Linked DNA regions of Homo sapiens: region 2 is linked to region 1. The links are chromatin contacts, found by Hi-C in ENCODE. All regions are on one chromosome and are shown on one strand. Each heading gives the region's core, a stretch centred on a gene start or an enhancer-like site at or near the end of the contact. The rest is flanking DNA. Distances are from core to core; before and after follow the strand shown.

Region 1 (3,497 bases), core at 356-2,855:
GTTTAAGTATGTCTCCACTGCTTCATGGGACATACTTTTTAAAAGATTGCTTATCTGCAATTCACATTTGATTAAGTGTCCTATATTTAATATGGCAAACCTATTCAGGAGGGTAGGATCCATGTCTAACATAGCTTTGTATTCCCCTGGAATAGTACAGTGCCTTCCCCAACTGTTTTTGTTTTTTTTTGTTTTGCTTTTTGAGACAGAGTCTTGCTCTGTCACCCAGGCTGGAGTACAGTGGCGCGACCTCGGCTGACTGCAACCTCCGTCTCCCGGGTTGCAGGGACAGGGACAACCTCCGCCTCTCGGGTTGCAATGACTTCTGCAACTCTCCTGCCTCAGCCTCCCGAGTAGCTGGTATTACAGGTATGCGCCACCACGCCCCGGATAATTTTTGTATTTTTAGTAGAGACGGGGTTTCTTCATGTTGGCCAATCTGGTCACGAACTCCTGACCTCAGATGATCTGCCCACGGAGGCCTCCCAAATTGCTGGGATTACAGGCCTGAGCTACCGCGCCCGGCCCCAACTGTTCAATATATGTTTGTTTAATGAGTAGAAAATGAGCTTCTTGAGTATGGAAGTTTCTCTTTTTATTTCAACAGTTTTGGAATACAGGTGGATTTTTGGTAACATGGATAAGTCCTTTAGCGGTAACTTCTGAGATTTTAGTGCACCCATCACCTGAGCAGTGTACCCTGTACCCAATACGTAGTAATTTATCCCCTCCCCAGTCCCCAAAGTCCATTTTATCATTCTTATGCCTTTGAACCCACATAGCTTAGCTCCCACTTATAAGTGAGAACATAAAATATTTGGTTTCCCATTCCTGAGTTACTTCACTTAGAATAATGGCCTCCAGCTCCTTCCAAGTTGCTGCAAAAGGCATTATTTCGTTCCTTTTTATGGCTGAGTAGTATTCCATGGTGTATATACCCACATTTGCTCTATCCACTCATTGGTTGATGGACACTTAGGTTGGTTCCATCTCTTTGCAATTGCGAATTGTGCTGCTATGAACATGTATGTCTAGCTTGCTTTTTTCCCCCTCAACACTGTATCCCCAGAGACTAACACAGTGCCCCGCACCCCGTTAAAGAACCAAAAAATATTTGTTGGATGAATAAAGGAGTATATCAAGAGCAATCTTTCAATTATGGAGAGGGTCGTGATGTGTATTTTAATGAAAGCCAACTATCTTCTCTAATATTTGAAAAAACAATGTTTAAAAGGCTTCTATTTGTACACCTTTTCACATTTTAGCTGGCAGAGTTCAGGACTTGATGGAAACATAACGAAGGGCTCAGAATGTACTCATCGCAGACTGAGCCCATATGGTCACAGTGGGGAGAGCACGCTGCACTCAAGATGCTAGCAAGCCTGCAGCAGGCGGCCCAGCGAGACACGGTCCCCCGCCCGGCCACCAGGCGCCCGCGCACGCGCACAGCCGCGCTCAGTCCGCGAGGGCCGGGTCGAGGGAGGCGGGGCTCCCGGGGTGCGCGTGCGCGGCGGCCTGAGCGGCGGGCCCCTCCCTTAGCGGGGGCGCGCGGCGCTGAGGACCGCACGGAAACGGGGAAGTCAGGTGGCCGCTGCCGCCGCCGCCGCCGCGGTTTGTCGCCAGAAGGAAGATGGCGGATCTGGAGGAGCAGTTGTCTGATGAAGAGAAGGTAAGAGTCGCGGGGGCGACGGCGCGGGCTGTCAGGAGCCGGCTCAGCCCGGGCGGGTGGGCCCGGAGTCTGGTCGCGGGGGAAGGGCATTGGCCCGCAGCTGGCCTTGCCCTCGGCTGCCCTTCCTCCCCCATCCTTACTGCGCCCAGTGCCTGCCCCTGTCCGTCACCCGAGGCCCCGCGCGGGGGCAGGTCTCTGCCAGGCCTGCTCGCTCCGCTCCTTGTAGGGTGTGTACTCCGAAAATAGGAAGCGGGAGCCGGGCGACGGCGGGCGGGGGCGCGGGCGCGGGGGAGGGCGGCGGCTGCCCAGGACCCTCTCCTGCTGTCGGGCCGCGGGGCCTCCGCCGGGGCCGGGGACCGGGGACCAGGGACGCAAAGGGGTTTGCGTCCGTGCGTGGGAGCGGCCCAAGGGCAGTGCCCAGCGCGGCGGCCTGGCCTGTGAGTGTAGCGGCGGGTGAGGGGAAGGGAAAAATCGCTTAGGAAGCAGACCTTCACTTCTCCCTTCTACTTCCCCCTCCTCAAAGCAAAATGCTTCCTTTTCTGATCCTCTACGGTTTATCCTTTTTTTTCCCTTTCCCCATGGAGGCATCTCTCCCTCCTTCTCTCTTTCCTTTCGTGGCTCTAGCAGTAAGCTTGCAGCTCCCATGTTCCCCAGGAGGCAGCGGAGTTGCTCACAAAAAGACGACCCCCTCCCCATAGTTGTTTTCTGCCCACGTTGGCAGCAGCCCCCCCCCGGGGGTCGATTTGGTGGCACCTCACTTTCCTGCTAGGACTTCTTCCGAAGAGGGGAAAATGTGCAACTCCTTTTACTGTATATTAGATGCTGTGACAGCAATGGAACCAGATGAACGACTTAAGTTCTCAGATATTTAAAACGAGTAATGGAATAATTCATTGAACTGCTGCTCTCTTAATTCGCCCCTTTCGTTTGGCTTTTGGGAACGTCCCATTCCCGAGGGTGGTGGGGTAGGGGAGAACCCTGCTAATTTTGACTGTTTCTCGGAAAGGACCCTTAGAAGTAACTGACAGAACATAGGAATGAGTTAGTTGCAGGGTTGGAAATGTCCACTCTTCGTTAAAGAGTGCTTCATTTTTAAATTTCAAAGCCAGTGCAGGAAAATACAGGTACATTTAGGTATGTTGTGGTGTTTAAGAAATCTTCATGTAAGTCTGAGGATATTTTCATTTAGGACCCTCTGCTCTAGATGTTTTTATATGCTGTGTTCTTGCACCGAAATAGAAGGTTCTGTCCCATTCCCAATGTGAATGGTCAGAAGTCAGCCTCATCTTTATTTTCGGAAATCTTTTTTTCTCTTGTGTTCTTCGGTGAAAGTGATAATACAACAACAAAATGGGGGCGAGCAACGTCTCCATAGCCCACAGACCCAGTAGGCAGATCCCCGTATCCACAAAAGTTGCTGTACAGTATTCAATGTATAATCTTGATAAATAATCCTATTTTATTTAGGTGACTGAAAGTGTACAGGAGTGCACAAACATATTTAAAATTGAGGCGTGCTAAAAAGCTTAAAAAGAGATTGTCGTGTTTTTATTCTACCATTCTTAAGTGATGATTAGTAGCTCAAGTGGCTAGAAATCTAGCTGAAGAGAGACTACTCGGTGTGGGAGTTAATATAGACCTGCCATGTGTTGTAAAGGCCTAAAATAAAAAAGTTTTTTAAAAATGAGATAACAAGATGCCTTATTATCTGGCACTCTCAGGGCACTAAGCTTCATAAAGAGGAATGAGGAGGTTGTGTGTCTTAAAGCCTGTGCCGCCTAGTAGCAAAATGTTTTATGGTTAAATGAATGAAAATTCTAATTTGATT
Region 2 (3,497 bases), core at 133-2,632, 6.7 Mb after region 1:
TAGTGCTGCAACAAACATTTTATACATCTATCTCTGTATATATGTGTAAGTATACTGAAAATGAGTTCCCAGAATTAGAATGGACAAGTCAAAGGGCATACAGATCTTAATTTTGTTAAATTCCATCAAACTGTTTTCTATTATAGCCCCAAGAAGTTCCCCTTGACTGTTTCCTTACATCCTCATATTGTTTTATGAGTCCTAATAATTAAATATCCCTTTGTTGTGTGTTGCCCTTATATTTCCCATTGTATGTTTGATGTTGTTTTTCTCTTACTATATAAAAGTTTTAGATTGTTAGGTAGTGACATTTATCAATCTTTTTGCTTATGAGAGTTTCCAAATTTCCTGACATGCTTCGAAACACCTTCTCACAATGAAACATAAATACATAAATTCATCCATAAATGCATAAATGAGACAGATCTGTAAATATTGATAGAAAACAACTGGACACACAGTCTTAAGTGTAAAAGCCAATCACAGAAGAGTATGCACAATGTTACAGGTGTAACTACATATTTGCGTATGTCTAAAACACCTGTGGAAGGTGGCCTGGAGATGGGGAGAAATGGGTAGATGGAGGATTTTCACTCTTCATTCTTTTTACTATTCGAACTATTTTTTTATGTATTATCTATTCAAATGAAAATGTTTAAATCTTATTGTTTAAAAAGCAACCTCTATCATGTTTGCATACAAAAAAGTCTCCCTTTTCACCTACATTTCATTCCCTACCATTTAAAGCTTAACACATTTAGAATGTAGTATAATTAGTGAGGCAGGGATCCAGTATTGCCTTCTACCAAATAGATCTGTTGAATTTTTAGGTTTGTTAAGAGGCAAAGACCAAGGGTGGAGAGGAAGGAGTGAGAGTGCCAGGTGAGGAAAGTCTAAAATCTCTCGACTTAATATGAGAATGGTGGCCACGGAAGGCTAAGAGTCTCTAGTGCCAGGTGTGGGTTATACACACATCTTCTATGCAATTACCGTGACAAGCACCCAGGGTGTGAGGTGAGGTGTACCTCCTAGCTTGATGCTGCTGGTTCAAGTCCCAAATCAGAGAGGGGAAGCCAAAAAAGGAGCCGAGAAAGATGAGATGCTTCGCACGGTTTTTAAAGTAAAGTCGGAACATTCCTGACCGACTAGGCAGCCCCAGGCGCTCAGGTGGGAATCACTGCCCAGCACACAGAACCCAGAGTCCAGCGCGGCTGTCACCGGCTCTAGGCTGGATCTAAGCGTCGGACCAGGAGGCCGCAGTCAAAATCTGTTCTCCTACCTGTGTACGAAACCAAACTATTCTCGTCGAAGTGCTTTCCCAGGCTCCTAAGACGCAGCTTCCATACTCGCCGCGTTCTCAGCTGTTGGTCGTATCCTAGCAACGGCCCTGGCACCACCTCTTCCTGCCGGAGCACGGCAGGGGTGGGAAGGAGAGGAGCCAGAGGCGGGTGGGGGGGAGGAGCCAGAAGAGGGCAGCGGGGAGGGGCCGGGAAGGAGGAGCGCGGCAGGGTAGGGGGAGGAGCCAAAGACTGGGGGCGGGGCCGGGAAGGAGGAGGGCGGCAGAAGAGAAGGGGATGAGCCAGAGGCGGGGAGGTGGGGCCGGGAAGGAGGAGTGCGGCAGGAGAGAAGAGGAGTAGCCAGAGGCGGAGGGGCGGTGTCGGGAAGGAGGAGCGCGGCAGGAAATAAGGGAAGGAGCTAGAGGCGGGCTGGGGGCCGGGGTCTGGAAGGAGGATCGCGGTAGGGAAGAAGAGGAGCCAGAGGAGGGGGATGGGGGCTGCAAAGGAGGAACGCGATAGGGAAAAGGGGGAGGAGCCAGAGGCGAGGGGGCGGGGAGAAGAAACATGGCAGGAGAAAGGGGAGGAGCCAGAGGCGAAGAGACAGGAAGAGGGACGCGTCAGGGAGAAGGGGAGGAGTCAGAGGCGAGCGGGCGTGGAGGAGGGAAGCGGCAGGGAGAAGGGGCGGGGCCAGAGGCGAAGGGGCGGGGAGGAGGGACGCGGCAGGGAGAAGGGGAGGAGCCAGAGGCGGAGGCTGTTACCAACTGGCTACCTAGATCCAAGTGAATCAGGACACTAACTTCTCTCCAAGATCTTTTACACTTGTGAAACGGCACAGCTCTCTAAACCAAACACTGACAGCAGTTTAATTTTACAGATATAAAAAAAATCCGAGTCAGAGAAATCATCACGATGAAGTCAGAGGCGAGAAACTGTCAGGTGCCTACTTGCTTTTGTTAAACTAACAACTTGGCTCTCAGCTTCCTGGCAGCCAAAGAGAAAAGGGAGATAGTAGCTATCAAATAATTCTGCTTAGAAGAACTTTTGTTAATCACTAAATTAGTTAATAAACTAAATTTTGTCTAACAACAAATTCTTTTTTTTTTTTTTTTTTCTAGTGTATACAGAGTCTTGCTCTGTCGCCCAGGTTGAAGTGCAGTGGTTCGATCTCGGCTCAATGCAACCTCTACCTCCCTGGCTCCCGCGATTCTCCTGCCTCAGCCTCCTGAGTAGCTGAGATTACAGGCGCCCGCCACCACCCCCGGCTAATTTTGGTATTTTTAGTAGAGATGGGGTTTCACCATGTTGGCCAGGCTGATCTGGAACTCCTAGCCTCAAGCAATCCGCCTTCAAAAGTGTTGGGGATTACAGGAGTGAGCCACCGCGCCCGGCCTATCAATGAATAAGAAAACTTTTAAAGAACCACAGGATAGTATTGGAGGTCAAGTCAAGTATGTTCCTCTTGGAAATTTAGTAACAAACTACATGTTGCTATCTCATAATAGCAGCTAACATTTATGAAGTATTCATTGTCATGAGGCACCGTACATAGATTTCTAATTTAATCCTTACAACGATTTTATTAGGGAGAAACTGCTATTAGACCCATTTTGTAAATGAGAAAACTAAGGCACACAAAGTTTAATGAGGGAACCAGGATTAAACCTAAGCAATCTAACTCCAGGTCCCAGATTTTTTAACCATTACAGTACTGTTTAATTTGATTTGATATGTTAAAAGGATTAATAAAATTAATACAGGTCCATTCCCTTATTCATAAATGTTCATTGTCTTCATTTATTTCTTTATACTGTTCTGCTGAAATTGCACTCTCATCTCCCCAATAACTTTGTAATATCCAATGCCATTTTTTTCAGTCATCCCATTTTAAAATATATTTTTACTAGAATAGTGAAATATATATTCAGATAAAATTGGCTTTGTTTTAATAATGATCAGTAAAAGTAAATTCATTTTAATCATTTCCACACATTCATGAAAAGTAAAGGGGAAAAATGGGCATAGAGGTAACCACTAGAATTAGGCTTTCTTGGATGGGTAGACCAGGTGTGGAGGTGTGCAGATAAGATTTTACAAACACTCATACACTCCCATCTCCAAAATCATAATTTATCTTACATTCTGCTACTAATAAACATTCCACTGGTTTTAAACATTCACTTTGCTGGGTCTCCTCTTTAAAATTTGTCATTCACTGTTCTC

What was found. A loop is a pair of places that touch in the nucleus more often than their neighbours do. Pooled maps may share reads with other maps.
Region 2: a loop to region 1 is called in a map of CD8-positive, alpha-beta T cell, with 32 times the contacts of the local background. The contact joins the promoter of IQUB here to the promoter of CAPZA2 in region 1. A Hi-C loop is called at or near these places in 2 of 168 maps with a recorded cell type or tissue (CD8-positive, alpha-beta T cell and naive thymus-derived CD4-positive, alpha-beta T cell) and 7 of 50 pooled maps.

What each region holds. Positions count from the first base shown.
Region 1 is chr7:116,860,982-116,864,478 of GRCh38, forward strand. CAPZA2 (capping actin protein of muscle Z-line subunit alpha 2) reads left to right here and starts at 1,606. Exons shown (of 10, transcript NM_006136.3): 1 at 1,606-1,669. The coding sequence starts at 1,631. RefSeq lists enhancers at 1,224-1,273, 1,225-1,987 and a silencer at 1,354-2,093.
Region 2 is chr7:123,533,213-123,536,709 of GRCh38, forward strand. It overlaps IQUB (IQ motif and ubiquitin domain containing), which reads right to left and starts at 1,383. Exons shown (of 13, transcript NM_178827.5): 1 at 1,280-1,383. LOC124901740 (a long non-coding RNA gene) reads left to right here and starts at 1,319. Exons shown (of 2, transcript XR_007060507.1): 1 at 1,319-2,213; 2 at 2,393-3,047. RefSeq lists silencers at 1,450-1,679, 1,700-1,849, 1,930-2,059 and an enhancer at 2,130-2,269.